2 separate regions of the Homo sapiens genome follow, and region 1 is linked to region 2. Evidence: read pairs that join two places in POLR2A ChIA-PET (ENCODE). Cell type or tissue: PC-3. All regions are shown on one strand. Each heading gives the region's core, and the rest is flanking DNA. Links, peaks and the distances in the headings are about the cores only.

Region 1 (15,818 bases), core at 5,032-13,031, 110 kb after region 2:
CTGCTTCCCGCAGCTGACCGGTGGCCCTGGACATCCCCCTACCCTGCAGCCACTGTGTAGAGGTGGCTGTGTGGTGTCTGAGGGAACCCTTGTATGAGGGCTCCTGTGCTACCTGAAGCAGCCCCTGCTGCTCCTGTGGGTTTTCTTGGCTTTTCTGACCTCACCACGTGATACGGGATGCCCACCCCTTTCCACAGAATGGAGGCAAAACAAGGCACTGGAGAGGCTGGGAGCATTGTCGGGAGGAAGTAGGGGTGCCTAGGATCAGTAGTCCTGCTTTCCCAATCTCTTTCTAAAGGCCAGGTAGTGGTTAAACTTCCATTGGGTGGAGAGGTACAGGAGATCCCTTGCTTCCTGGAGGGTGTGAGGGATTCTATGCTGTGGCTGGGGGATGCAGGGGATCCTGTGCTGTCTAGGGGGGTGTGGGGGATCCCGTCCCGTGCTGTCTTGGGGGTGTGGGGAATCCTGTGCTGTCTGGGGAGGTATGGGGATCTTGTGCTGGCTGAGGGGTTGCGGGGGATCCTGTGCTGTCTGGTGGGGGTGGGGTATCCCGTGCTGTCTGGAGAGGTGCGTGGGGGTCCTGTGCTGGGTGAAGGGTGCGAGGGTTCCCGTGCTGTCTGGGGAGGTGCAGAGGATCCCATGCTGGCTGGAGAGATGTAGGAGATCTTCCCTTTGCTCCCTGATTTGGCCTCCTGATCCTCCTAACAGGAATCCCTATAACAATAGGAACCAAGACGTTGTCAAGTTTGGGTCCTATGATTCCTTAGAAGGCTCTTTCTTTGAAAGAAAACCAGTAATTATAATCTGGTGTCAGAGTTGTTTATAGCATTTATCTTCTCACCACACAAATAACTACATCTCCAAATTCTTTTCAGGGAACTTTGGCTGATGAGTGCTATTTTTACTGCTTTATCTTGGTTTTTAGAGTGTCCTAGAGTTTTCACATAGTATTCACAGCAGTCTTGGCAGAAACCAGCACGTTTTATAAGAGAAAACTGAGGCTCAGAGAAAACAGTTTGTTCAGACTTCACCATTAAAAACTGGACTAAGACTATAATCTAGGTCTTCTCATTCCTGGTTTTTTCTCCCTCCCACCTCCACCTCACCCTCTCAGTCTGTCATACAATTTGACTTAGACTTGGATTTTTCTCAGCAGTTAATAATCACATTTGTTTCAAATTATTTGAGTCTGAATGTGATGTCATAGAATTTTTAAATATTTTGCAGCTTGGTACTCACATGTATTTTGTCTTCTGCCCTTTGCAGACTGTAGACATTTGGTCTGCTCTTCAGATTTTATTTTTAAAAGATCTTTAGCCAAACTTGACATCAGTAAATCAGTTTCAGGGATTATAACTTTTTACTGTAGATTTCTGTAAAATAGGCAAAATATCATCTTGTTTGAAGTATACTTTACTAGAAAAGTACATACTATAAAATATATACGTTTCTAAATATTTATATCTTGTTTATGTGTACATTCTTGCCTAGACATGTAGTTGCCATACTTTTATGGGCATGTTAAAGTAAGCTAGTAAAAATGCTCACTAGACTAGAAAATTTCTAACCTCTGTCAAAGTCTCCTTTTTGATCTCACTCCTGAGAAATAACCAGGCTGGAGCCTACATCAGAAAGCCAGGCATTGCAGAGCTGAGGCAAGCCAGGAGCTAGAGGCCTGTGGGGAGGGATTTGATTTAGGGTCAGGGCACTACATCCCATGGCTGAGAAGGGCCTCAGAGCACCCCAGGTCGGGAGTCAGGCAGGGCCCCTCAGCCACCCCTGCCCCTGAGGGGAGGCGCCACCTCAGTCCAGGCTTCCTGCTTCGCTTAGCACTCACTTCAGGATGTGACCAGGGCTAGTGTTTGATGTCAGCATGTTTTTGATACTGTAATGCTATCAAAAAGTCTGATTAAAGACCATGTTCACAAAATGACCCACATGTAAAGAGGCTCCAGAGCTTCTCAAATGGAAACAATATCAAAATTTATTTAACCTGTCTCATCATAGTATGTAGTCATGTATGTTAAAGGAATTGCATTTTTCATAAAATACAAAAGAGTAGTACTAAATAACTTGTTTCCAGGTCCCATTAGTTTGGAGGATTTATGTCTACAAAAATTATTCCAAACCTGCCTTCACATATTGTCATTAACAGCGTTCCTTGTGGAACTCCGTCAGGTAGGCATATCCAGGTGACACAGAGTACCAGAAGACGGGAACAAGGCAGCCTCCACTGTGCCTTTATCACCCGCACACTCCAGTGGAGTTTGCTGATCCGTTAACTGTTATCCTGAACCAAGGTTTTCTGGTGTAATTAACCTTTTCCTGCCAGCTTCTCTTCCTTCACTCTTGTTTTAGAGTGTTCTTTTTCTCTTCTTTATTAGGTGCCATCACAAATTATTTCTTAATGGTATAATTTCAAGCCTCATTTAAAATAATCACAAAACTATTTTTATAGAGAATAAAATGTAATATTTTACTTATTCTGTAACAGGAGTCCCCAACCCCCAGGCCACAGACTGGTACTGGGAACTGGGCCACACAGCAGGAGGTGTGGTGGGTGGGTGAGCAAGTGAAGCTTCATCTGTATTTGCAGCCGCTCCCCATCCATCTCCTGTTGAATTAGTGGCAGCATTAGATTCTCATAGGAGCAGGAACCCTACTGTGAACTGCGCATGTGATCCTTATGATCCTCTCACAAGGATCTAGGATGGGCACTCCTTATGAGACTCTGAGGCCTGATGATCTGTCACTGTCTCCCATCACCCCTGGATGGTACCATCTAGTTGTAGAAAAACAAGCTCAGGGCTCCCACTGATTCTACATTATGGTGAGTTGTATAATCATTTCACTATATATTACAATGTATAATGTAATAATAAAGTGCACCGTAAATGTAATGTTCTTGAATCATCCTGAAACCATCCCTCCCCCATCAACCCTCGTCTGTGGAAAAATTGTCTTTCACAAAACCAGTCCCTGGTGCCAGAAAGATTGGGGACAGCTATTGTATAATACATAAGTTAATTATTTTTATAAAGTGAGGTCTCTTGTTAACAGAACAGATAGCCAAAAGTATAGTTATCCTCTTACAGGGAATATGTCACACCTGATTTAATTTATTTTAGAACAATTTAAAAGCCAGAATTTGATTTTTAGAAGCAAGAAAATAGGGGCCAAATTGTCACATGGTGGCAGCTTTTATGAATATGGCATCAGTGTGGCTTTCTTTGAGAATTCAAGACAAGTGTGAATGGAGGCTGTGCAAGCAGGAGTCTGTAACAGAACCTCTCTTCCCCAGGGCTGCCGGGGAGCGCTATCGCAGGGAGATGCTGGCCCACGGTGGAGGCAGGGAGCCCATGCTCATGGTTGAAGGTAAAACAAAACCAAAATGGCACCATCTATAATGAAAGCTGATTTATGTTTTCTCCATATGTTTTTTTCATTTAAAGAAAATGTTTTAGGCCAGGTGTGGTGGTTCATGCCTGTAATCCCAGCACTTTGGGAGGCCCCAAGGAGGGTGGATCACCTGAGGTCAGGAGTTCGAGACCAGCCTGGCCAACATGGTGAAACCCTGTCTCTACTAAAAATACAAAAAATAGCTGGGCGTGGTGGCAGACGCCTGTAATCCCAGCTACTCGGGAGGCTGAGACAGGAGAATCACTTAAACCCAGGAGGCAGAGGTTGCAGTGAGCTGAAATCGTGCCATTGCACTCCAGCCTGGGCAACATGAGCAAAACTCCTTCTCAAAACAATAAATAAATAAGCAAATAAAAAAGAAATGTCTTAGCTGTGCATTGTGTTCTAAGCATCTGTCTCACTGTGTCCTAAGTAAATTAATTTTTAGTTGCCATGATTTATTCAAGTACCAGGATAAAGATTCAGGTTTTAGCTTTCAAAGTGTTACTTATACTCTAATAGAAAAATTTTTTATTTGTCATAAACTCTTAGAAAATTTTCCTTTAGATTTTAACAGGTCACAGTGTTTTTTTTTTAGTCTAAAGAACTCATTTATTTTTTATTCCTTTATTTCTTTTTCTGAAAGTTTAAAACTACATATTTTCAAGAAATTCCAAGGCATTGGGTTAGATTTGTTTTTTTACCTGTTGAAAAATTAGAACTTAATATCTTTAAGGTATTACAATTCTTTTTTTCTATGTAATTTTCTCAGTAATTTTTTATTTGAGTATTTTTACTGAAAATTTAATTGTAAATGGAAGTGATCATCATGATTTTTCATGTATGAATATAAGAACATTGAAACATGCTTACAAATATTTATAGGAAGATATGAATGTTACTAGATAATTGCAATATATTGATGGTTATATTTGCAGCTGAGCTTGACTATCTGAAAAGTTTTCTGGCTATCTGAAAAAGTGCATATAGGAAATAACTTTCAATATTGGAGAAGTGTTTTCATTGTAGTAATTGAGTGTGTCTGGGTAGTCATGAGTGTGATTTAAATGTCTCCTTGCCTAAGACTGTTGAATCTAATGCCTGTACTCCTTTTTAGCAGAATTCCAGATTCTTGCCTTCAGCCATTCATTTATTCAGCAAATATTTGTGCAGTGCCTTCAGCCATTCATTTATTCAGCAAATATTTGTGAAGTGCTAATTATGTGCCAGACATGATTCCATGTGCCAGAGGTGAAGTAGTGAAAGACGCTTAGACAAACATCCTGCTCTTTTGGAGACTGCATTCATTCCATCAGCTTTGTGAAGAGTGAGGAAGTGTGCATGCTGACACAGCCATCATTTACAGCTAGTCCTTACTGGTCCTTATTGAACTTTCCACCTCTGGGGATGGTTTTAGGGATTACCATGTATCTGTTGATTGACTCTTCTTAGTAACCCTATGAGGTAGGAGTTATGATCCCCGTTTTATAGACAATAAGCAGGTTAGGCCCTCTGCTTATGTAACAAGGCAGTATGTGGAAGAGCCAGGGATTGAACCAGGACCTCAGGCAGCAAGCAGACCAAGCTCTTCAGCTGCCTGTACTGTCAGACAGGACATCTAGTTCAGGGTCTGTTCCAGACCCAGGCAAAAGTGAAACAATAGGCACATCATAATAAGCTACTGATTGGGTACATTGTATACTTTTGGCTGGTGGTTGGTAGCGCCAGCCCACCCCGAGCTAAGGCGGAAATAAGCGGTGAGTTTCTGTGAGGTGTGTGTTCCTGGCAGCCGTGCTTGGCTCATCCTTTCCCAGGCCATGCTGCTACACCTCAACATTTGCTGATAGGAGATACCATCAAAAGAAAAAAATGTAAATCTTTTTCAGTGTTTATCTTTTGGCTGGTGTGCTTTTCTAGTCGGCTTCCCAGAATGTTGCAACTAACTCTCAAAAATTCTGTTCTTTATCCAAAACAATTTTGTGTTAAGAAACTTAATATTTTCTGCACTAAAATTCACATATGAGAGAAAAAGAAGTCCATCATTCAAACCAGAGATGATTAAGTATTCAGATTTTAGTTAACACAAACAATAGAACAATTCTACTTTTACATTTTAATATTTTTCTTAATGCTGTTCTGTCAGATCTCATTAATTCACATGATTTGTTTCATGTCAGAGATGAATGGGGGACATGCAAAGAGGGTTATGCCAGTTGTCACTTCATAGGGCTGGATTTGTAAGCTAAGACCCATAGTAGTGGCTTCTCATTTTCTTGGAGGCAGTCAGTCTGTACCCCAAAACAGCAGGTCTTAGGTGTTGGCTCACAGCCTTAACACTGGGGTATTACCAGGAGTGATGGGTGAAATTACTGAGATTTGTAATGTAAAAGCATACAGGATCTCGTTGGCAGTATTCTTCTATGAAAATGTAACTTTTTATAGGTACCTTATATATTTTTGTTTAACTGCTTCCTGGATAAATGTAAAGAATTATATTACATAGCAAAATGGAAAGAAATAGAACACCTGCCTTCAAACTATGTACCTCCCTAACCAAATCACAACTTTTTTTTACCTCCTTAGTTATAAGACTGTGTTTCTTAGGGTCAGAATACCTTTGTATTCATATTTGTGCTCTTTGAATGATACAAATTCAGAGAAGTCAAATAGGGAATGCTTTTGATCTTTGAATAATAAGTTCTACATAGGCAAACTTTTAGATTATTTGTCTTTTTCAGAATGAGTCATCCCTTGGGAACAGGGCTCTGCTCAGAGCTCTGAGTCCCTCGGCCATTTCTAGTCCTCACCAGCTAGAGGCCAACACCCTATTCAAGGAAGTCCCTGAGCACACAGGATTCCTCTACTTTCTTTTTTCCCTGATGTTTGCTTTACATTCATCAGTTAAAGGCCACTGCTAGGCAACCATGTATCTATGCTCTCTAACTCTTGGCTGCAAGGTATTTATTCAGAAGTTTTCCATTACTTAACTTTACATAGAGTGATCCTCACAGGAAAAAAGACAAGTTGCAGCAGCAGGGGCTTTCTTAAAAAGCCTAACACACCAAATACCATTTGAAGGCAACATAATAGTGGTTAAAACAGTATTTTCTTCCCCAGAGAAAGAAAGCAATCACATGGTGAAATAGAATTGGATTTGCAGTCAGTGACTCTGCTACTTACTGTCTATAAATTACTTAGGAAAGTCACTTAATTTCCTTGCGGGAGGTAAAATGTGATTTGACTTCAAAACACTTCTTTTTTTGTCTTATTATTATTATTATTTTTTTTTTTTTTTTTGAGATGGAGTCTCTACTGCCCAGGCTGGAGTGCAGTGGCACGATCTCCCCTCACTGCAACCTCCACCTCCTGGGTTTATGCACTTCTCCTGCCTCAGCCTCCTGAGTAGCTGGGACCACAGGCATGTGCCACCATGCCCAGCTAATTTTTGTATTTTTAGTAGAGACGGGATTTTGCCATGTTGGCCAGGCTGGTCTCGAACTCCTGACCTCAGGTGATCCACCCTCCTTGGTCTCCCAAAGTGCTGGGGTTACAGGCCTGAGCCACCTTGCCTGGCCCAAAGCACTTCTTTTTAATCTGCTTCTCCTTTTTTTAATCTCTGAAGGGGGTGGGGTGTGTGTACAGACGTGTGGCAGTAGCTTTGCAGATTGACAGTATGGCCTTGTCTATTTTTAAACACATTCATAGCTTACATAAATATATATATTATAGGCATGACATTCAGTCACTTAATCCTCCACTAAACACATGTGGCAATACCTGACTGAAACCAACTTTCTTAATTGCTGAGACATCTGGGGTGAGGTTTAACTCTCATTGTCAATGTTAAGGTTTTCTGCTGTTCATCTCATACCCCCACAATGGTTTTTGGCTTATGTTAAATCACATTTCTGAGTAATAAGATAACTTAAGGTTTTTGCTTAAAATAAACCATGATGATATGGCATTTCCATTCATTTTACCATTTTATAAAATATATACTAGAATATTTGTTAAGTATGCTATGGTGAGCATGATCTAAGGTTCAGTTTCCATTACAGCCACTTCAGAAAATGTGCAGTTTTCTAAAAAGACAGATATGCTGAGGCTTGTGAATAGCAAGGAAGTAATACTTTGCCCCCACTAGGAAGCAGAATTGTTTCTTACTACAGCAAATAGACTGGTAGAATTATATAGATATTAGGAATGGAAACTATATTACTTCAGCAGTTTGTGAATGGCAATTGTATTACTCATGCAAGTTTTCATATTGCCCTCTGTAAACTATTTGGTCTTTTTGTGTTTTATGTTATGTAAAATTTTTAGGTAAATCCCTCTTACTGAGTTTTTAGGTTCAGATTTTACTTATCCTCTGATAAGTTTAATCCCCTATAACACAGGTCATATTGTCCCTATTTTTATAAATAATGAAACTTTGTCAGTGTTCATACCCTCTGTGCTGCCTTGCCCACATTTTTCTCTGTTGATCCTTACATTCTGACATGAAAGTGACCTGGCCTTTAGAAGGCAAGAGATGTAAGCAATGTGGGTCTTGGGCCCTGATGGTTCTCTTAACGATCTCCAAGTTTTTTTTTTTTTAATGTCGCAACCTATCTATTCTCATTGACATTGGAGAGACCTGCCTGACATCCACTGATCAACAATAAAATCTTCCTCTTCCTGTGAGCTCCTTTAGACTTTTGTGGCAAAGCTGTCAATTTAGTTTATAACCATTTTTAGCCATGGGGGTCCTGATGGAAAGATTCTCCCCACAGCCATGTAAGCAGGACATGGCCCAGTTAGTTTTGGGTTCTGCCTCTGGTTACAGAATTCCTTATGCTCTCTTTCTTCAACTCTTCCGCAAAGAATCTGAGGGGAGGGGAAGGGAAAGGATAAAGTCCAAGATTTTAGCATTCCAGGAGGTTATTTGTAAATATTAAACAACTTTATTTCCATGCTCCTTTCTAATCAGAATCTCTCTGGCCAAAAGCAGTATGCAAGTAGAGATACTAAATAATAACTTTATGGAGTTTTTCAAATGGACCAAACATCAGATCAGATGGAAAGAAATAGTAGTAGCTAAATGAGTCAATTCTCAACAAACTGAAACTCGATTTTGTTTGTTTTTTCGCATCAGACTGACTCACCAAACCAAAGTCTAGAAGCCCGCAGGGCCTTACCTTAAGCTGATTAAAATATAATACCTTACGTTTCTGTAGAGCTTTATTTATAGTCTGCCAAACACACTCGCTTTTGCCATATTATCCTATATCATCTCTTCTAGCTTATTAAATTTTTTTTGTTTAAGAAACAAACCAGAGAATTATGGTTTATACTCCAAAGAATCACCTCCATGCTCCAAGAAGATTAATGCAAACAATGAAGATATCTATCTACTAGTTTCTTTAAAAACAGTTCTCAGTTCCAGCAGCACGGAGCACATCAGCACCCAGAAATTGGGTTTACACCATTCTCCAGTAAGAGGAACCAAGGCTCCTTGGAGAAATGGCTGATTCCAGGGCTGGAACAAGGAAGACAGAAGATGAGCATGAAGCATCTTATAGTGCCAGAAAGGAAGGAAGTGCCCAGAAACACACACAGTGATGGGCGCATGTGTCATCGCAGCAGGGGCCCACTGAAAGAGCTCCCAGTGCCCCAACCTGGGCCAACTCCAGCAGCCAAATAAATCACAGTCTTGGGATGTGATACAAAGTATTAAATACATATCCATGAGTCCATATTGATATAAATGATTAAATGAATAGAATAGAATAATCTCCCATAGAGAAGAGTTCCAAGTAATTTATGTACATACTCCCCACCTTAGGGAAGTGGAACATAACTCCCCACTCATTATGTGGGCAGTGCAGAGTGAGTTCCGTCCAGAGCACTCTAGAGACAGCGGGGGAAATGACAAATACGACCTCAGTCAGATGATCAAGGTCAGCATCAGTGATGCGTCATGTGGACAGTATGCATCCTTGATATAATATGATGGGAAGTTTTCCTCCCAGAAACCCATAACCCCAGTCTCATAATGAGAAAAATGCCAGACACACCAAATTCAGGACATTCTGCAAACTGCCTAAGCAGTACTCCTCAAAACTGTCAAGGTCATTGAAAACGAAGTCTGAGAAGCTGACACAGTCTAGAGGAGCCTAAGGAGACACGGCAGCTACATGTAGTATGGTCCCCTGGTTGGTCCTGGAACAGAAAAAAGACAGCTAGTTTTGATCGTACCAGGGCAATCTGACTAAAGTGTAGCTGGAGCTAACAATATTCTGTCAATACTGGTTTGTGAGTTGTGACAGATGTGCCACATGATGAAAGATATTAATGATAGGGGAAACTGGCTGAGTGTGGAGTGTGGAGGAACTCTCTTGACTCCATCACAGTTTTTCAGTAAATATAAAACTATCCTGAAATTTAAAATTTAATTAAAAACAAAGAACCTCCTTGGGAAGGTTTTTAGCAGTGACACCACTGCTCATGGTTTGGTCCACACCTTGACTCCACCATGTTTCCCTTCTTCCCAGCAGCCTTTTCATTGCCACTTGGGGGAGGGAGGGGCACGGAGGTGAGATTGAAAGAGGAGTATTAGGCACAAAATGAGGCTGGAAGGTAAGTGGGCGTCAGGTCGGGCAGGGCATTGTGGATACTGTGAAAGAGAGTTGGTGTTTATTCTGAGGACTATGAGAAACCAATTACAGTATTTTTAAGGCAGGTAGTGCCAAGATCAGTTTTATGTTGGCATGGAGGAGGGTGAGTGTGATATCAAGGATGACTCCCAAGCTCCGTGCTTCAGTTGTTATAGAGATGGTTGCATGGTTATGACTGTCACGGGGGACAGAAATCAAGAAGCCCTTATGCAATTCGGCCACTGCGAGAATTCAGCTCAGGAAGCTCCCAAGCCTGTCGGATTCAGTTTCTGAGTGACTGCGAAGGACTCTGTACAGAATGGGCTGGAGAAAGCTCTTTGCCCATACAGTTCTGATGATGGGAAACTCACTTTTTCACAAGGAAACTCACTTCAGTTTCAGACAGCTCTGACTGACAGGATGACACGTTTATTCAAATTGACCCAAAATATTTAGTCCACTTGAAAGTTTGATGTCTTGTGACACAGCAGCTTAAATAATAAGCGTTGATGCCTTTTTTTTAAAATAACCTGATTACTAACCTAGTAGGCAAAACATGCTTAGTGCAAGGCTTTGCTATTGGTGTTATTTGCACAATACAAACATCACGACAATCGAGGAGCAATAAGTCCTGTCTGTCAGCAGGAGTACTGCTGACATTTAAAATAAGAAAGCTAAATAAACAGTCATTGTTCAGCAATAGCTTGATTAATTTCCCTGTTGTCAAAAGGTATACACAGATACTGAAACAGAAAAGGCGTTTTACATTGTCTTATAGCACTGAAAATTAGTAGTAGTTAATACTTCTAGTTTTAAAGCATGCAGTTAGCATTTATGTAATCTGATCAATCTCTAAATATTGGCATTGTGTGGCAAGGCTGGTGTGCCCAGCACTGTAGGAGAACAGTAAATGCACACTACCTCTGGATGGTTATTCCTAAATTTATTTTTTAGGTGTCTTTGCTTTTTATTTTTTTAATAAGGGATTTCAAGGGAAAGATAAGCCTTAACGCCTGACAGGTTCTGCCTGACTGAGCCAGCAGCATCTGTGCCTCCAGGTATGTGGAGGCGCAGCATAAATAAATGCCAGAACGTGCTCAAAGCACCAGCCTTGGCTTGGGATAAGTGCCCACCCCAGGGTGTGTTTTACATTTGTGAGGGACTTAGGAGGAAGGAAATGTGTTTTACATTTGTGAGGGACTTAGGAGGGACTTAGGAGGAAACCCCTTCACACAGATACATTAAATATTAAAAGATAAGATGATTTAAAACTACTAGCATGCCAAGTAAAACTTTGCTGTTGGAAGTAAATCATTCTGATGAATTTTGATGGGTTGTTTAAACATTTATGAATAGAGTCTCTTCGTTTCCCCTGTAGTCAGACATTCTCTACCCCCTTACTCTGCTTTGTTTTTGCTTCATAGCACATATTAACATTTACTTCCTAATTTCAACATGTATTATTTCATTTATTGGTTTATGGTCTCTGCCCCTCAATAAAGTCTAAGCTCTGTGATAGGAGGGCAACTGACTGTCATGTTCACAGCTGTATCTGCAGCCCCTGTTACAGGGCTCAGCCCATCGGCATTCAATAAATATTTGTGCAATGAGTGAATACACGAATACCAAAATAGACTTAAAAGAGCAATTGTTTCCTGTGCTGTAGAAAAGTTGTGATTTAGCTGGGTGTGGTGGCATGCACCTGTAGTCACAGCTACTTGGGAGGCTGAGGCAGGAAAATTGCTTATACCTGGGAGTCGGAGGTTGCAGTGAGCCAAGATCACACCACTGCACTCACTCCAGCCTGGGTAACAGAAGGAGACTCCAGCTCAAAACAAAACAAAACAGGCCAGGCACAGTGGCTCATGCCTGTAATACCAGCACTTTGGGAAGCCGAGGCGGGCTGATCACAAGGTCAGGAGTTCGAGACCAGCCTGGCCAACATAGTGAAACTCCTTCTCTACTAAAAATACAAAAATTAGCTGGGCATGGTGGCATACGCCGGTAGTCCCAGCTAGTCAGGAGTCTGAGGCAGGAGAATCACTTGAACCCGGGAGGCAGAGGTTGTGGTGAGCCGAAATCACACCACTGCACTCCAGTGCGGGCAACAGAGCGAGACCCCGTCTCAACAACAACAACAACAAAAAGTTGTGATGATTACAATGGGAACAGGTTTTTATTTGCCTGGTTCAGGAATTTTTTTTATCACATGAATATTTTTGGATATTTTACAGGCTAAATATTTTCGTGAAGTTCTTTAATCATGTAAAAGAAAAAAAATATATAGCCATTGTGCTGTCTCCACACTTGTTCAGTCTCTCAGCTGTTCTCTTACTCCTATCCTGCCCTTCCTCCTTCCTGTCACGGTGTTTTAGACACTTTTTGTTCTAGTACAGTGCTTGGTTCTGCCCACTGGACGAGTACTGACTGTTAAGCAGCTAGATAGCAGGCATAATAAGTAGGGGACACCACTAGAAGAAAGGGGGTCCGCTATCCATTCCCAAATAGGTCCTTACTGGCCAGAGTCAAGCACCTCTTCATAAGCCCTGGGCATCAAGAGATCCCGCCTAAATGATTTCAGATAGTACTCTGTTTAAGCAGCATGCAGGAAGGAGATTCTCCATGCAGGAAAGGCAAAGGGACAATGACAGAGTGAAAATGTGCCAGGTGGGTCATGGGCAGCATCTTTAATCCACCAAACACTGCTCTGGTGGGTCGTGTCATCTCCACTTCCCATGTATGGAAGCAAAGGTCTTGTTTCAGAGCCATTCTCTGGCATAGTCAGGAGTCGGTCACACTCTTTTGCCTCCAGAGCCCCTGCTGCCCCACAGCACTCCTCGACACCTCTTAGCCATAGACTCTTGATTACTGTCTTCTTCAACTTCTGTTTTGTCACCGTTACTTTTGGTGGGTAGTGCTTGTTTTGACAGTTTTCTCTAATAGTAAGCTATCATCTACTTTCTGTATAAATTTGATGGGTCCCTCTTCCATTTTGAGATACGTCCAGAGGTTGACTTTGAGGTCTGAGAGGTTTTTCTTCCTCAAGTAAATATCTTGTAGTAGATTCATTCCAAAAAATATACTAATGATTCCATTTTTAGATGATGTCAGTGTATACTACCTTCTAAAAGGAATGTAGGTAACGTTCTCTCAGTGCTTTGAGTGCTGAATGGAAACATCATAAGATGTTTTTGAAGATGGTCATTTGTTATAGATGGTGTTCCTTTTTTTAATTTTTTTTTTTTTTTTTTTGAGAGGGAGTCTCTCTCTCTCACCCAGGGTGGAGTGCAGTGAGGTGATCTCAGCTCACTACAACCTCTGCCTCCTTGGTTCAAGTGATTCTCATGCCTCAGCCTCCTGAGTAGCTGGGATTACAGGCGTGTGCCACCATGCCTGGCTAATTTTTGTATTTTTGGCAGAGACGGGGTTTTGCCATGTTGGCCAGGCTGGTCTCCAACTCCTGACCTCAAGTGATTCACCTGCCCCAGCCTCCCAAAGTGCTGAGATTACAGGCGTGAACCACTGCACTCTGCCTATAGATGGTGTTCTTAACTTATGGTTAAAACTGTTCTGGCCTGGTGCCATGGCTCATGCCTATAATCCCAGCACTTTGGGAGGCTGAGATGGGTGGATCACCTGAGGTCCGGAGTTCAAGACCAGCCTGGCCAACATGGTGAAACTCCATCTGTACTAAAAATACAGAAATTTGCTGGCTGTGGTCCATGTACGTATAGCCCCAGCTACTCGGGAGGCTGAGGCAGGAGAATCACTTGAACCTGGGAGGCAGATGTTGCAGTGAGCCAAGATTGTGCCGTTACACTCCAGCCTGGGTGACAAGAGTGAAACGCTGTCTCAAAAAAAAAAAAAAAAGTGTGCTGAGTGGGCTAAACACAGGTTACAGAAGCAGATGTTGTATCCCCAAACGTCTGGTTCTAGGTTTTGTTTTGTTTTGTTTTGAGACATAGTCTTGCTCTGTCATCCAGGCTGGAGCTCAGTGGCACAATCTCGGCTCACTGCAAACTCTGCCACCCAGGTTCAAGCGATTCTCCTGCCTCAGCCTCCTGACTGTAGCTGGGATTACGGGCGCCCACCACCACACTTCGCTAATTTTTTTATTTTTCGCAGAGATGGGCTTTCACCATGTTGGCCAGGCTGGTCTCGAACTCCTGACCTCAAGTGATCCGCCCGCCTCGGCCTCCCAGAGTGCCAGTGTTACAGACATGAGCCACTGCACCTGGTCTGGATCTAGATTCTTAACTTTCCTGCGTGACACCCTCAGGCATCAAGCTTCAAGGGCTGAGGAAATCACAAGTTGGCAATACACTGATGAATTTACATTTGGAAGGAGTACCAGTAAAAAGTTAAATTATAGTAATAATTATAGAGATTTAGAGCAGATTTTAGTTGAAGAATTGAAATTGACATTTGCTAGCCAACTCTTTTATGAAATGTTGCTAGAGGATGTAGGAACAAGATTTCTCTTGGTTTAACTGGACTGTTTCCTGAAAGAGCATTTACAAGACATCTTCTGGTGTTTGTTTATGTCTTTTTCAACTAAATGTAAAAGAAACTTTTTCTTTATGACTATGATGTAACATTATTAATAATGAAATTAGATTAAGAAATTATACCTATACCTGATTTTCTTTTACATTTAATAGTTTATCTTTACATTAAAGTTTCTCTTATTGAATAGTCCCTGGTTAATTGTAGAGTTTGCACATCTCAAATATCTGAATAGCATTATCAAGTTATTTTTGTGACCCATCACATAAGTTAGAGTATGTCAGGTAACACACAGTTTCTTTACTCTCTTTCCATTCGGTACTAAATGTATGTTTTGTTTAAGCTTTAGGGTCAGGAGGAAGGCCAACCTGTACTTAAATTTCCCTTTCTAGCAGTTTAAATAAAACTGAGCTTTAACAAAATTCTTAAAAGCTTAAGTCACACACTCAAAATAGTGGAATTTCAACACTAGATTTATTTTTGTCTTCCTTTTGATGCACGTGCATTCCACATTAGGATAGACATTTTATTTAAATGCTTCCATAGCCTGTGTATTGATTTTCTAAAGATAAGTAATCCTTCATGTCAAATACTTTCAATAAAACTAATTTCTGCTACTTGTATATTGCCAGCATTGAATGGCTAGGAGGGAGTCATAAAAGTTTAATCAAACCAAGCATACATTTGTTATTTTATTGTTCATTGTTACAATAGTGACAGCAATAACACTAAGTACAGCTAAAAGCATTTGTTGAGTGTATTTGATGTGCCAAGTACTATGCATGTTGCTGTATGATCTCATTTAATTCTCTAAACAGTCCAAGGGATGCATAAGTAACTTATTTGCCTGAGATCACCTAGTAGCAGACATTAGAACTAGGATTCAGAGTCAGGTACTCTGACTCACCTGTGTGGGCTGGTAATTTCTTCAACTTCTTTCTCATTATACCAGGAAGTTTTTGCTTTGAAATATGTGCATGCATATTCCACTGTATTTTTTTTCCCTTGCTCTTTCATAATTTTTGGCAACTGAGTTGCCTTGTTGGGAATACAGTGATGCTCAAAGAAGATATTATTGGGTTATCAGAGTAAGATATCATGGGGACAAATCTGAAAAGTGGCATGTGCCAACTAGTATGCTAACTAGTAGCTAATATATATACTAGTATGTAATTGCCTTACCTACAGTAAAATGATTTTGTAGGAAAATAAGATTTGTTGAATGTAAAGGCATGAACGCACAGCGTACAAAGCAAGATTTGGAACTTTACAGGATGT
Region 2 (15,818 bases), core at 3,436-11,435:
TCTTGAGGCAGAAAAATGCCTGCCACGTTTGAGGAGGGCAGAGTGGCTGAAGCGCAGCGTGTGCAAGGAGAGTGGCGAGAGGTGGGAACAGACTGACAAGGGGCGGCATTAAGTAGAGACTTGATGCAAGTGCAGCAGGTCACTGTGGGGGTTGGGGCAGAGGAGTGAGATGATCTGACTCCAGTGCTAATGGTGAGTCAGTGCTGCTGTTCCTGAGAGAAGACTGCAGCAGGGCCAGGGTAGAAGAGGGCCTGTTTAGATGCTGTTTTGCAGTAACCATGATGAGAAGTGTTGGCATCTTGACCAGGTGGTAGCAGGGAAGGTGGTAAGATGTGATCAGATTCTGGGTACAGAGTATTTGGAAGAGGGAGCCAACATTTTCGACCTAAGCAACTAGAAAGAGAGTGAGTTACTACTGTTAACTAAGATTGGGAGGACCGGAAACTTGGTTTGTTTCAAGTTAAGTTTGAGATACCAAATGAGGTTCAAGTGGTGAAGTTGGGTAGGCAGTTAGATGGAGTGTGGAGTTCTGAGCTTCATATGTAAGTCTGAACCTCTAAAATGAGATTCTGATACCACTAAGAGAGTGAACTTAAAGAACAAGTCCAAGGACTGCGCTCTGGGGCCTTCAAGTTTAAGAGGCCAGGCATGTGAGGAACTGCTAGTTAACGCTGCCAGATGTAACGGCCACTAAGGGAGGTGGAAAGTGATTACAGGGTGTGGTCCTGGAGGCCGCGCAGAAGGTCTGTCTACAGGAGAGGGGAGAGATCAGCTGACTCATGCTGTGGCCAGGTCAGATGTGAGGAGGGCTGGGCATGACCACTGGCTGTAGCAGCGTGGAGCTCACTGGACCTGCAGCACCCAGCTCCAGATTCCGTGACTGGCAGGTCACCCTTGTGCACTAAGTGCTTGGTGTGCTGATGTATTGGCAGGGGGCTGTTGTGCACATCATCACGTAAGATGTGCTCTGGGTCCTTGAGGATTTAAAGCTTAGTTGAGGAGCTGGATATATGCATATAAAAAGATAAATAATAATAGAGGTTGGCACGTTTTCGGTGTCGATGGAGTAGTACAGACAAAACAATGCCATGGGATTTAGGAGCTCGGGGCATTTGTCAGATGCATCTGTGGCTGTGGAAGGCGCCCTGAGGGAAATGAAACTGTCATGCACAGTGATGGAGTGAGTCCTCAGCAGAGCAGAAGGAAGACAGAGAGGCTGACTGAGGCTAAGGCGGGCATTCATGTGGCTAGTGAATGAGGAGGTAACTGCGGTGAGGCACTTAGTGGGGGGTTTCAAACTGAATCTTAATATGACAATTCTCTGGGGACACTAATTGAGGCAGGCCAGATGTGGTGTCTCATGCCTGTAATCTCAGCACTTTGGGAGGCTGAGGCAGGCAGATCACTTGAGGTCAGGAGTTCAAGAACAGCCTGGCCAACATGGTGAAACCCCATCTCTACTAAAAATACAAAAATTAATTGGGCGCGGTGGCGGGTGCCTGTAATCCCAGCTACTCAGGAAGCTGAGACAGGAGAATCGATTGAACCCTGGGAGGCAGAGGTTGCAGTGAGCCGAGATGGGACTTCTGCACTCCAGCCTGGGCAACAGAGCAAGACTCCATCTCAAAAAAAAAAAAAAATTAATTGAGGCAGATTCTTCACATGTAAAATGACTGGAAGAATAAGATGGGTGAATGTTAAAACACGGTTATTAAGAAATAAAACGTATACAAGCATACATAGGGATTCATTTGAAAACAGTTTGGTATGGTACCTGGAATATAATCCTAAAATGAGATTTCATTGTTGACTAAATAATGTCTTTGTTCCCCAAAAATTCCTATTGTTGTTTCATATGGCACATGAGCCAGTGTTTTCAGAATTCGTATACACAGGACTTGTTAAGTATTGACAGTGGCAAGAAACCTCATGGTTTGGGTTTAGGTTAACCACCATTATTTATTTCCTTAGTCTTTTATTTCACTCAAAAGGAGATAACTTAAATTGAAGAGAGGGCAGGAAACTTAAAACTGTATAAAAGATTATCTGGAAAATACAAACATAGTGTTTGTGGTGAACTAAAATACATATGAAAGCTCTGTACACATAAGTCAGTGATAAAAAGTGCTACATTCAGAAATACTTGCAAAACATTTCCTCTTGTGGGAAACGGTGATAATTCTACTGCACTGCCTTTATGGGTTTGTAAATTATGACAACTATGGCAGAAGTATTTTAATAAAAATACTTTAAAAATTCTATCAGAAGTTAATATTTATTTTTCTTATTTTGCTATTTTTTTCATATTTATCCTGAATAGATTATTCTACAGTTGTATATAACAATAAAATTGTTATCAAGAAAAACATTGATCTTAAAAAATTTATTTCAGGGAATTATACTTCTACACTGCACCTATTTTTATGAACAAAGCAGTCTAGATATCTCTTTAAAACTCTGAAAACGTCAGACATGTCTCAGAACTTTTTTTTCTTACACATATGAATAGATAGAAACACCTTGAAATTTTGTACTTTTTTCTTTAGCCTCCCATTAACTCTTTTTTTTTTTTTTTTTGAGATGGAGTCTCACTTTCTTGCCCAGGCTGGAGTACAGTGGCACAGTCTGGGCTCACTATAGTCTCTACCTCCTGGGTTCAAGCTATTCTCCTGCCTTAGCCTCCCAAGTAGCTGGGACTATAGGCATGCACCACCACGCCTGGCTAATTTTTGTATTTTTGGTAGAGACGGGGTTTCAGCCTGTTGGCCTTGCTGGTCTTGAACTCCTGACCTCAGGTGATCCACCCCCTGCCCTCAGCCTCCCAAAGTACTAGGATTACAGGCATGAGCCACCTGGTCCCATTAACTCTTTTAATTTTGGGATAGAATCTGACGCTGTGGATTATTAGTATGCCAATTTAATTTTTTTCTGATTAAAAGATCGTCATCACCTAGAAGCATTTACTATATGTTTGGTATATGTTGGTAGCTCTACTTCCCTTTGAAAATCATCACTTTAAGGGAATTGTGGGATATAGATTATGATCATCACATAATAATTTTAACAGATATGTTCATTTTATTTCACATAATTGAAGATATTTTCTTTTGGATTTCGTTTTAGAGACTGTCATGCAGTTCCTTGAAAAACTATCTGACAAACTTTCTGAAAGGTTAGTTTTTATTCTACTATTTAGTTTTTTGGTTATATGTTATTTAGTCTTTTTAAAGAAGACTTGATTTATAAAAAATTAGGAAGTGACCTAGAATATAAGTTTTGGCATATTGGACCAGACCTGTCTCACTATGAGACATACTTTAAAAGGCCATAGTTGTCTTCCTTATGTGCCATTCTTGAAAACATAAGCTGTCCCCTTTCATTAAACAATTGTTTTTAGAAATTCATCTTTCATTTGCACTTTAAAAATCTTTACCAAAATGTTTTTGAAACTATTTATTTTAACTTGTACCATGAATTTTATGACAAGTTCATAAAGTAGTATTTCTCTTCTTTTGGCCTAAATACAGGAGGCTCATGGATGTGGTGTCTTTTTAATTTTGTGTAGTATTTTAAGGATGTTCTATCTCAACATTTGTAATTTCAAGCTGAAGTGTTCTACTGCCTTTGGTGTGTCCGTTTGTTATAACAAGTTGAGTGTCCCTTATCTGAAATGCTTGGGACCACACATGTTTTGGATTTCATTTTTTGGGGGGAATTTGGAATATTTGCATATACATAATGAGATATCTTGGGGATGGGACCCAAGTCTAAACACGAAATTCATTTATGTTTCATATACACCTTATACACATAGCCTGAAGATAATTTTATACAGTGTTTTTAATAATTTTGTGCCTGAAACAAAGTTTTGGCTGCAACCTATCACATGACATCACATGTGGAATTTTCCACTTGTACCATCATGTCAGTGCTGAGAAAGTTTCAGATTTTCAGATTAGGGAGGCTCAACCTGTATTCCTGCCTCCCCTGCCCCTCCCCTGCTCAGTGCCTTCGATCATACACTTGCCCTTCACTGGCCCTCTTCTAGGCCTTAGTTGAGAGGCAGCACACCTTTAGGTACTAAGGATTCTAGGAAGAAGCAGTCACCGTTTGTAAAAAAGGATGATGTTTTCTCTTTTTCTCTTGTAATGCTGTCTAAAATTTTGTTTGCCTGTTGTGGCTACACCAACACATTGGATCTTGGCTCACATTTCTGTTTTGGACTATAAACTCATGCCTTAGAACTCATTCTTCTCTAGTTTGGATTATGTTTATAAATTCTAAAATTTTCTTTTAATGATCCTGGTGAACCACTGTGTCTTTGATACAATAAAGAAAGAGGGTTAGTTATGCACTTATTGAGGATTTATCCTGCTTTACTTAGTTAAGTGTTAGTAGTCTTTCTCTACATAGCTATAGATTTTAGAGCAAGCATAGCTTCATCATTTTACAGGTATATATAGGAATTAATTCCAATATACATGTCATATTCTACAAATATTAAATACCTATTTAATTATTGACCAGCTAGAGTTTTTCCAAAGGGGAAAAATGACTAGAAATCTTAAATGTAGCCAATGATAAAATTCCTTTCTAGGAGTTAATTTGTTAAGTCTCTTTTAAAGGTATAGCAAAAAGTAGTGATTTAAAGTTAGTGATTAATGCTTTGCATATTTGTAATGACATTGCTAGTTTTTCCAAGCTTTAGTACTCTTGAGACATTTATCCACCATGATGCTTTTTAAGGTAGAAATCGCAGTAATATGCTGCTTTATATATTGTTATTTCTCATGACACTTAGGTAAAATTTGGATTAATAGTGATTTATGTGTGCACTACTAATTGTATCTAATCTTATGAATATTGGAATGTAACATAAGCAAACTAGTCCTTTCATAATGTAATTGTTAAAATTTTGTCCTAACAAGTAATGATAAACCTGTTTTATAGAACTCTGAAAGATTTTGAGATGATACGAGGGATGAAAATGAAACTGAATCCTCAAAATTCCGTAAGTATGTTGGAATATTTTTATTATAATATAGACAGTCTGTCAACTGAAATCAATATCTTTTGATTCAGGAACTTTCTTGTGATAGGCTACAGGTCCATTTAGTCTTGTTTCTGATCCTCGGTTTTGGTGAATAAAGATGTTGAAATATTTGATTCTTATGTCCCAAACTGATGTTGCCTGTACATACAGCATTTTTGTTGAGGAGTCGACATATTTTATGTATATACACTAACACAATGTGTATATATTCATGCAAAGACTGCTTTCATTCTGTGGAATGTTGGCTTCTCAGTTTGAAGCAGACTTTAAGGAGACTCAGTGGAGGCTTCATCTGGCAGGTGGCAATTTTAACCATCAGTGTTAATGTTGCAGTTCATTTGCTTATTTGTTAGCTAATTTATGGTGCCCAATTGAGTATTTGACTAACAAAGTATACCACATTCTAAAAACACTTAAGTGTTGTTTTCAATCATATGATTATATGATCTTCCTTATGTGATCCAAGAGTATAGACAAGTATTGTTATGGCCAGAATGCTGCCCAGGTGATTGGGGGAGTGCCCTGAAAAGTGTCGAGAGTCCAGATATTAGGACTCATTCCCATTTGGTTCTAGGGCACTACAGGATTGCCGGGGTTGTCTACACCATTCTTTTCCAAATGCTGTTATTAGTTCTTGACTTAGTTGCTGCTGCCAGAGCCATAGTCATAAGGAAGATTTAGGGAAATGGGCCTTGCAGATTTACAAACTGTTTACTAGCTTCCCAGATACAGCCACTAGGAAACAGATTAATCCCATTAAACTCAGCGATGTGTAGAGTAGCATGTCAGTCTGTTAATTTATGGAAGGAGCTGTGTCTAGCAAAGTAACTACTGTTAGTCATCTGCACAGTCATCTGCACACCTTGACCTGGTAGGTAGGCTTATTTGGGAAACCAGATAATAGGTAAGAATTTAGTTTGGTGACTATAGAAACAGAAAAATAAAAAACAAAATGTGTTGCCAAAAGCTAATTCAGTAAAAGTGAATATGACTTTAAACTGTTATCTGTAGATATTTGTATATAGCTTATGGATACAATTATTCTGCAGATATTTGTGAAATGCCCAATCTCCTCATGAAGTCCCTGCTTTGGTGAATGGTGCCACCATTCACCCTGCTGCTCTGGTCAGGACCTATACTTAATCCAGACCAGTGGTTCTCAAAGTGTGGTTCCTGGACCAGAAGCAGTAGCATCACATGGGAGCCTGTTAGAAATGCAAATTCTTGAGCCCCACCTCAGACCCACTGAATCAAAAACTGGGGTGAGCTCCACAATCTGTGTTTCAACAAGCACCCCAGGCACTGCACACTCCCCTCCCCCATAATCATTTGTTAGGTCCTGCAGATTCTCCCTCCCTGTGAACTCTTGTGTCTTCTCCTGTGCCCATTGCCATAGCCTGGGCTATGATCCCAATCATTATTCTCACCCAGATGGTAACTGGGATTGCCTAACTGGTTTCTAGCCTTTTGTTTTTGCTCCACTCGAAGCCGTCTTGGATTCAGACAGTTTAGCCATGTATTTAGCCCAGTGTTAGGCATAGAATTGGTTGTCAACACTTATTTGAACTATGAATGAATAATGAATGAATGAATTGCCACCAGAGGGATTTGTCTAAAAAGCAGATCTGATCTTGTCACTCTGTTGTTTAAAATTATTCAGTAGCTCCTGGTTATTCTCCAGTTTCCCTTCCTACTACCCTGCTGCTCCCGCCAAGCCCTCATGATTTGGCCCTTGCCTCCTTCTCTAGCTTCATCTTCTGCTGCCCCTCCAAGCCGAGGCTGTGTTCTTTGCTCTCTCCTAATACCTGTGTGATGCTCATGTGATCTCTATTCACTTAGTTTTGCTTTCTTTCCTTGCTTTGCTTTCTTTGATTCTTTAATTTGAATTAATATTTACGTGCCGGCCACATAAATATGGCATGGTGAGCAGCTTCCAGTCATTTACAAACACCACCTACAGGAATGCCTTTCTCCCTTTCTCATCTGGATTAACTGCTTCTATCATAAAACTCAATTCAGGCTTTGCCTTCTTGAGAACATTTCCTAACCTTCCGCTGTGATTTAAATACTCTTCTTGTGGGCTGTGTTTTACATGGCACAATGTAGACATGACATACTGTCCTCTGATTGTTGAGTCACTTGCCCTTCTACTGCCTAGGCTATCATCCTCTTGTTTTTGTCTGATTACAGCCTGCACTCTGTCTGCATCTAGCAGATAGCAAATAATCATCTGTTAGAGAAAATGTGTGCCAGGACCAGAACACTGTGGGGCTAGGGTTCCATGGACGCAGTCCCTGCCCTTCAGGCACTCATGAGGAGAAAGAAAATAAGCCTACAAGTATCTTAGGTTGTCATGCATCCCATGATATAAGTATTACCATGGAATATGGGAAATAACACCTTGTTATTGGAGGAGATTATGCCTAAACTGAAATGTTAAAGGATAATGGTAATAAGGAGAGTAGCCAACATTTGTTGAGCCCTTACTCAATGCCAGATATTCTACTTAATAGTTTAAGTACATTCAGCAGTCTTCTTTGGGAGGTACTGTTGATTCTTTCAACAAATATTTACTGAGTGACTACCCTGGGCCAGGTACTGTTCAGGGGACAGGAATGTAATAGGGAAGGATGCAAACAAAGTCCCTGTCATCATGCAGTTTATAGTCTGGTATGGATTGGAAACTTGAGCCCAGGCAGTCTGTCTTCACAGCCTGGTCTCTTAACCACTCTTTTGTCCACCTGGACACCTAGAAGGAAGGACAGTCATTCAAGTATTCAAGCTTTCCCTTCTTTCAGTATTATGTGCCAATCATCAAAAGCAACTAGTACTATAGTACTTCTTTATGACATATTTTCTTTGCCAAGATTAGAGTTAATTCTGCCTTGGTTACATTTTAAATTGCTGCTTTCATTTTTGATATCTACCCAAAGCTTCTTGCTTAGATTTAGAAAGAACCTTAATCCTACCTTTAGTACACTCATCTTACCTACAGTGTGTTTTATGGATTAATACATGGGTTACATTTTGGGAAAAATTTCATTATGGCTAATATAATTCGTTAATGTTTACTTTTGTTAGATACCACTTCAGAATGACATTTGTTTGTCTTTTCCCCAGATTCTGGGGTAGGTCTTAGTTATACTTCACTATCTCTTGATTACAGGGAAGTCAAAATAAGGAGCCAGGTATTTTCTGCCAAGCTATCAATTTTTTAAGGGATTCTATAAAATTGTTCTGATTTACATGAACAGTAGCTGGTTTACATTCTATAGGCTGGCCACGTTGCTGATAAAAACTATGAAAGAGTCAGTAGCTTTCCTTAACAGTGAATTATTCCATTGTAGGAAGTAATGCCCTGGGACCCCCCTTACTACAGTGGTGTGATTCGTGCAGAAAGGTAAGTTTTTCAAGAAATACCCGTACAGGAAAAGGAAAAAGGAAACTAATGTTTATTCAGCAGCTACTGTCATCCACTGAGTCGCCCACAGTACAAACCCTTCCCCTGACACCATTCTTTCTGCTGGCGTGGTCTGCTCCACTCATGTATTCTTCAGCTGCTTGTATCATTTCCTTGTTTAAAATTCTACAATCTGGTCCCTCTCCAGCTCTGCCCTTGCGTAGCTTTCTGGTTCTCTTCCTAGGCTGTGAGCATTGCTGGAATCCTTGTTGTATCCCATTGCTGGCCCAGAGTAGGGGCTCAGCATGTGTTTACTGAACCAGTAAAGGAATAAAGTGGTACATGGCGTGGTACTACGTTATTTTCCTTTTTTTTTTTTTTTTTTTTTTGAGGCGGAGTCTTGCTCTCTCCCAGGCTGGAGTGCAGTGGCGCTCTTATGTTTTCTCATTTTTATTTGGACACATATATTGTCAACACATTATTGGTCCATCTGGAAGGATATAAATGAAATAAAGATTTAAGGAACTTAAGTTGACAGAAGTACTCCTCTGGCTTCTATATCCTCCTGTGTTTATTATATTGGAGAAAAGTAGGTATGCCCTTCTCTCCCTACAGACACACTATTTCTGTAATTTTTATGTTATAAACCCAAGAAATAGAGCTCTTTTCACAGTGAACACACTTTAAAATGTTTATAGCTGAAGCAACTTTATATACCCAATAGGAATTTTTAAAAAAAAATCTCAGAATCCTACTCTTTAACAACTTATTAACATTTTTCCCTTGTAGTTAGTTTTTGAGATATGCTGTTTAAGTAGGAGAGTTAAGGTTGATTTAGGTAATAGAAGAAAATGTAAGTTTTTTGTTTTTTTTTCCTCATTAAAGCATACCAGCATGTACTGTGATGATACGTGTATTTATTTGGTATTAAGCTTTAAAATATTTTTATTACTATGCATTATTGAAGCATCAAGTAAAGCATAGTAGGTACTTCTCCAAAATAAGAAGTATTTGCTTAATTATTTATTTCAGCATTTGTCATAAAAACAGAAAACAATAACTTTCTATATTCTTTTCTATACCAGCAGGATGAGGTAGCCTAAGATCAATTAGTGTTTTGAAGCACTTACTCACTTAATTTTCATTTATTTTCCTCTCTTTGGTCTCCATCTATCACTGTTGCCAAAACCATTTTTACTTACAAGGCATAATTGTGTCCTAACCTTTAGTTAAGAATATTTGGTCAGTTACTATTTTTTATTTTTATTTTTCATTAAACAACTCTTTTTAGAGACAGGGTCTCACTTTGTCGCCCAGGCCAAAGTACAGTGGCGTAATCATGTCTCACTGTAGCCTCAACCTCCTAGGTTCCAGCAGCCCTCCTGCCTCAGCCTCCCAAGTAGCTGGCACTACAGGTGTGTACCACCATACCCAGCTGATTTTTAAATTTTTTTGTAGAGATATAGGTTCTTGCTGTGTTGCCCAGGTTGGTTAGCTACCATTTTTTTAAAAATGTATCTCAAATTCAGCATCAGTCTTTTTTTTAGTGAAAACACATAAACTGTTATTCAAAGTCTATAATAATTTGGTTATGGTAAACAACGAGGGTTTAGAATATATTTGTTTTACAAAATTGTTTTCTGGTTGCAGAACTTGAAACCCTGCTCCCTATAGTTGCATTAAAAAATAAAATGTCTCTTTTAAAATTCTGTCAAAGAAAGATTTGGCTTGGTTGTTTCACCTGTTAAAGATGTAGCATAAATCAGTAATAAAATTTATTTGTACTTTCCATGTTTATGTAAAGCATTTGATTTTTGACATTGGAGAGTAATGTAAATTAAATATATTTGATATTAAATATTCTAATTTTTAGAATTCTAATTTTAATTCTCAATATTTAGAATATTAAATATTCTAATTTAATAAATATTCTAATTTTTGCTACTCTCATTTTTATCAGGTATTCCTTTCATATCATGTCCCCGATACCTGATTATTTTCATTAATGCCTTGGCCTTAAATATAAGTGATAGTTTTTTCACTAACTATACTCTGTAAATATAGCATGCCCAAATGGTGGTTCCGAGGTAGGAGATCAGCAGGACTTGTTTTCTGGTCACAACCTCCTGACCAGAACAGGATCTGGTCCAAACAGAATGAAGTAAAGAAACCAGCCCAGACCAACAGATGGCAAGGAAAGGGATTTCTGGCTGCCCTCACTACTCATTAGCATAATTCACTCCCACCAGCGCCTTGACAGTTTACTAGTGCCAAGGCCAATGACCGGGAAGTTAGCACCCCCTTCCTAGAAAGTTCTGAATAATCTACCCCCAATTTGCATTAACCCACCCCTTAATTTGCATTTAAATAACAGTGGGTATAAATATAGCTGCCAACAGCCCACAAGCCTGGCTCTGGGCGCACTGTAGGATCTGATCACAACCTACTTTTGTTTTACAGAAAGAAACATCTCTACTCACATTTATTTGTTCTGATTTTTCTTCCACCGCTGCTCTTCCTCCACAGTTTATCCCAGCCAAACCCCTTTCTGTCTCAAAGGCAGAACCTCTGTCAGGGGAGCAGTGGGTTCCCATTGCCTCCCTGGTTTGTCTTACACATCTGTGACATCTTGCCAGGTGTCCATGAAGCTGCTGAGTCTGCACTAGCCTTGTGTAGCTCCTGGCTCCGCTGTGCTTAACAGCCTGTGTGCTACACAGTTGACCTGCTAAGATGTTCTGGATGTTAAATGTGTCTTGTCAACCATATTTTAAAGCTCTGCAAGAACAAACATTCTGGACCCTCAGTAAATACATACTAATTCATAGCCCCTATTCAAACTTGTATCTAGACCAGTAACCATGAAAAGCAATCCAGTGATGAGGTTTTTTTAGAAAGAGAATGCCATGTTTTTGCATGACATGTTTGCAGTGCTCACTGGTTGATGGAGTCTTCCACCTGCTTGCTAAGTCCTTGAAATCACCAGGTATGCTGGGAACACAATGTAGTCTGCCAGATATCCATGTGGGGCTTTAGCTTATTTTAAAGTTTTAATACTAATTTATTTATTTGACTATTAACTCAGTAAAAGAACCAGGAAAAGGGATGCAGAAATGCATCAGAAGGGGTTGTAAGAATCGGGTTTTAAAAATCTATTTTAAGTAGCTTAATAGGCTACTGAGTTTTGGTTTGAGGCTTCAGTAATCTTGATTGACAAGAGGAGGCTGCCGCACAGGTAATGGATGAGAAAAGAAAGGAAAAATATCATAGGTTGGGTTTGGGGTTAGAAGAGTGGAACAAAGTGAAGATTTCTAAATCCTTGTTAAATTCATCACCTTTCAAGTAAAGACTTAAATGTGTGGCTTGACACAAAATGAAATATAGAAGGGGCTTTCCTTGATTCGAGCCTTTTTTTCAAGTTAACCTCAGGGAGTCTTTTGCTTTTATGTTAAATACCTCAGATTTATTTCAAGTTTTTAATGTTCATCTAAAGAAAAGAACCTGTTTAGAAGCAGGAGGAGAAATTAACATGTTTTAAAAGTGCCAAAGGTTGATCCTGGAAAATACCGTAGTAGTATAAGTGACTGTCAGCAAGTCTTAAAGAGCAGCTCATTTTTCCTTTTTAAAGCTTTATTGTAAGATTCTTCATGGAAGAGTAACATTACGTCTTTCAGATACAAAAATAAATTATTTTATTTGAAATTAAATTTTATTTTTGATTAGGCAATACATTCACATGGCTCAAAAAATCAACAATGTTAAGAAGTATTAATTGAGAATACTCATCTCTACCTCTGCCCCAGAAGTCACCACTTTTAAGTTGTTTAATGTATCCTTCCAGTGTTTGGATTTTGTTTTTGATGCTTTGGAAACACTATTTCTTTTCTGTGAGTAATGAGTTTCAGTATTTCATTTATTTTGGTGCTATTTTTGTTTGTTTGTTTGTTTATTGTTTTTTTTTCTTTTTTTTTGAGACAGAATCTTCCTCTGTTGCCCAGGCTGGAGTGCAGTGACGTGATCTCAGCTCGCTGCAACCTCTGCCTCCTGGGTTCAAGTGATTCTCCTGCCTCAGCCTCCCGAGTAGCAGGGATTACAGGCATGCACCACCACACCCAGCTAATTTTTGTATTTTTAGTAGAGACAGAGTTTCACCGTTTTGGCCAGGCTGATCTCAGATTCCTAGCCTCAAGTGATCCGCCTGCCTCAGCCTCCCAAAGTGCTGGGATTACAGGCATGAGCCACCACACCCTGCCAATTTTGGTGCTATTTTTAAATTAGGATATCACTGGGAAAGGGAATTCAGTATTGTCTATTCCTTGCTAAGATATATTCTTAAAATCTCAAGCGCATTCACATAATGAAATACAGATGTTTTGTGTTTTAAACTATTCAAAAAATGGGCTCTCACAGAAGGACTTTTTTTTTGATGTGAGAAATCTCATGCTTTGTTAGTATAGGATTAGTGATCTTGGTAGTTTTAAATTTTTAAAAATTAACCTTTATTATGAAAACTTTCAAAATAAACAAATAGGAAATGGATGGCTCAGTCAAAAGAAAAAGAACAAAGAAAAAATTGTTTAAGAAAAAAATGAATTAAACAAACAGAAGTAGAGCAATATAAGTAACCTCTGCATATTGATCTCCCAGATTCTACAAAAAAAAAAAAAAAAAAAATTAGCCTGGCTAATTTTTTGTATTTTTAGTAGAGACGAGGTTTCACCGTGTTAGCCAGGATGATCTCGATCTGCTGAACTTGTGATCCGCCCACCTCGGCCTCCCAAAGTGCTGGGATTACAGGCGTGAGCCACCGCGCCTGGCCAATTACCAAGATTTTTCTATGTTTGCTTCATTTGTCTCTTTTTTCAGTTTTCTTCTTTCTTTGCTCTTCTTTTCCTTCTTCCTTCCCTCCCTGCTTTCCTTCCTTTCTCTTTTCTCATTACTAATGTACAGTCATGTGCCACTTAATGACAGGGATACATTCTGAGAAATGCATCGTGGGCTGGGCACAGTGGCTCATGCCTGTAATCCCAGCACTTTGGGAGGCTGAGGCGGGTGGATCACGAGGTCAGGAGTTCAAGACCAGCCTGGCCAACATAGTGAAACCCTGTCTCTACTAAAAATACAACAACAAAAAATTAGCCGGGCATGGCGGCAAGTGCCTGTAGTCCCAGCTACTTGGGAGGCTGAGGCAGGAGAATTGCTTGAACCCGGGAGGTGGAGGTTGCAGTAAGCAGAGATAATGACACTGCACTCCAGTTTGGGCAACAGAGTGAGACTTTGTCTCAGAAAAAAAAAAAAAAGCATCGTTAGGCACTTTTGTCATTGTATGATCTTAGAGTGCACTTACACAAACCTAAGGGTATAGCCTACACACACGCCTATGCTCTCTGGTATAGCCTGTCGCTCCTAGGCTACAAACCTGCACAGAATGTTACCATACTGAAAACTGTAGGCAGCTGCAACACATGATAAGTATATATGCATCTAAACATGGAAAAGGTATGGTGAAAATAGGTATAAAAGATAAAAAATGGTATACCTGTATAGGGCTCTTACCACAAATGGAGCTTGCAGGACTGGAAGTTGCTCTGGGTGAGTCTGTGAGTGAGTGGTGGTGAGTGTGAAGGCCTAGGACATTACCGTACACCATTATTGACTTTATAGACACTGTACACTTAGGCTACACTAAATTTATAGAAAGATATGGTTCTTTCTTCAATAATAAATTAACTTTTGCTTCCTGTAACTTTTTTTACCTTATAAACTTTTTAGTTTTTAAAAACTTTTTGATACTTTTGTAATAATATTTAGCTTGAAACACAAGCACATTGTATAGATGAACAACAATATTTTCTCTTTTTTTAATCCTTACTCTATAAACTTTTTTCTATTAAAAATTTTTTTTGTACTTTTTAAATTTTTTTGTTATAAACCAAGACACAAACATACACATTAGCCAAGGCTTACACAGGGTCAGAATCATCAACATCACTGTCTTCCACCTCCACATCTTGTCCTACTAGAAGGTCTGCAAGGGAAATAACAGGCATGGAGCTGCCATCCCCTGTGATAACAATGCCTTCTTCTGGAATCCCTCCTGAAGGACCGGCCTGAGGCTGTTTCACAGTTAACTTAGAAGGAGTACACCAAAATAGTGATAGAAAGTATAGTGTAGTTAATACATGAATCAGTAATATGGTCATTTATTAAGTGTTGTGTACTGTACCTAATTGTGTGTGTTAGGCTTTCATATGACTGGCGGCACAGTAGTTTTGTTTACACCAGCATCACCACAAACCTGTGAGTAATGCCTTGTACTCTGACATGACAGCTACAATGTTACTAGGTGATAGAAATTTTTCAGTTCCATTATCATCTCAAGGGACCACCCACTGTAGCATATGTGGTTCATTGCTGACAGAAGTGTTGTTACCTGGCTTGTGATTACTTTAAAGGAAATCCTAGCCCTCATGTCATCTCAGTCTTATACGTTTATTATGTACTTTTGAAAAGGATGAACATCTTCTTACATAACTCTTGTATCATTATTACCTAATAAAAATTTAATAGCAATTTGTTGGCATCATTTAATATCTAGTCTATATTCGTATTTCCTTGGTAGTATCAAATCAGCTTTTTTCCCCGTTAGCTTGTTAGAATTAGGACTCCAACAAAGCCTCCACATTCTCTTGGCTTTTCTGTCTCCTGTCTCTTACTTTAGAGCAATTCCCCATGCCTCATGCTCTTCTTACTCTCTTTTTTGTCATATTATCAGCAACAGTTGTTGAAGAGACCAGGCCATTTGTCCTACAGAATTTCTAACTTTCTGGATTTATCTGTGTGCTTCCTTGTGGCATCATTTCACTAGTTCCTCTCTTCCTATCATTCCTGTAAGCTGGATGTTACATATAATAACTCACTGTTAAACATTTCCCGTTTTTGGCATGGACACCCATAGGTGATGTTGTATACTTTGTGTCACATCACATCAAAAGATGTGAAATAGCTGAGCATGGTGACACATGTCTGTAATCCCAGCGACTTGGAGGCTCAGGTGGGAGGATCACTCGAATCCTGGAGTTCAAGGCTGCAGCAAGTTATGGTCATGCCACTGTACTCCAGCGTGGGCAACAGAGTGAGACTCCATCTCTTAAAAAAAAAAGAAAATTAAAAAAAAGACATGAAATATCAGTTGCCCACAGAGGGTGATGTGAAGATGGACCACTAGGTAGATTGATGCTGACAGGATCTCTGCAGTCTGCGATGAGGGTTTCCCTCTCAGCTAGAAAGGGATCTCTGTGGTGTTCCCAGCAACATGGAAATGTCCAGTTTTTCCTCAGTCATTTACCCAGTGGCTTTAACACCCAT

Evidence for each region. ChIA-PET counts read pairs that join two places held together with the same protein. Peaks named below come from ENCODE experiments on the same cell type or tissue, not always from the same donor. Only the 100,000 strongest peaks of a DNase experiment are listed, where the experiment ranks them.
Region 1: POLR2A ChIA-PET joins it to region 2 with 6 read pairs; 3 of 35 experiments call an interaction of 5 or more read pairs at or near these places.

What each region holds. Positions count from the first base shown.
Region 1 is chr13:23,744,102-23,759,919 of GRCh38, reverse strand. MIPEP (mitochondrial intermediate peptidase) reads left to right here. Exons shown (of 19, transcript NM_005932.4): 18 at 3,302-3,375. Among named protein-coding and RNA genes, the nearest start is that of PCOTH, 140 kb to the left of the region's middle. RefSeq lists enhancers at 6,772-6,881, 10,458-10,507. In PC-3, for the core only: no CTCF peak of the experiment used is centred there; DNase peaks (open chromatin) are centred at 6,259, 8,529, 9,009 and 9,329; H3K4me3 peaks cover 1,637 bases; H3K27ac peaks cover 7,015 bases.
Region 2 is chr13:23,851,495-23,867,312 of GRCh38, reverse strand. It overlaps MIPEP (mitochondrial intermediate peptidase), which reads left to right. Exons shown (of 19, transcript NM_005932.4): 8 at 3,124-3,172; 9 at 4,951-5,011; 10 at 8,401-8,453. Among named protein-coding and RNA genes, the nearest start is that of PCOTH, 29 kb to the left of the region's middle. RefSeq lists an enhancer at 1,053-1,192. In PC-3, for the core only: no CTCF peak of the experiment used is centred there; a DNase peak (open chromatin) is centred at 7,682; H3K4me3 peaks cover 611 bases; H3K27ac peaks cover 4,282 bases.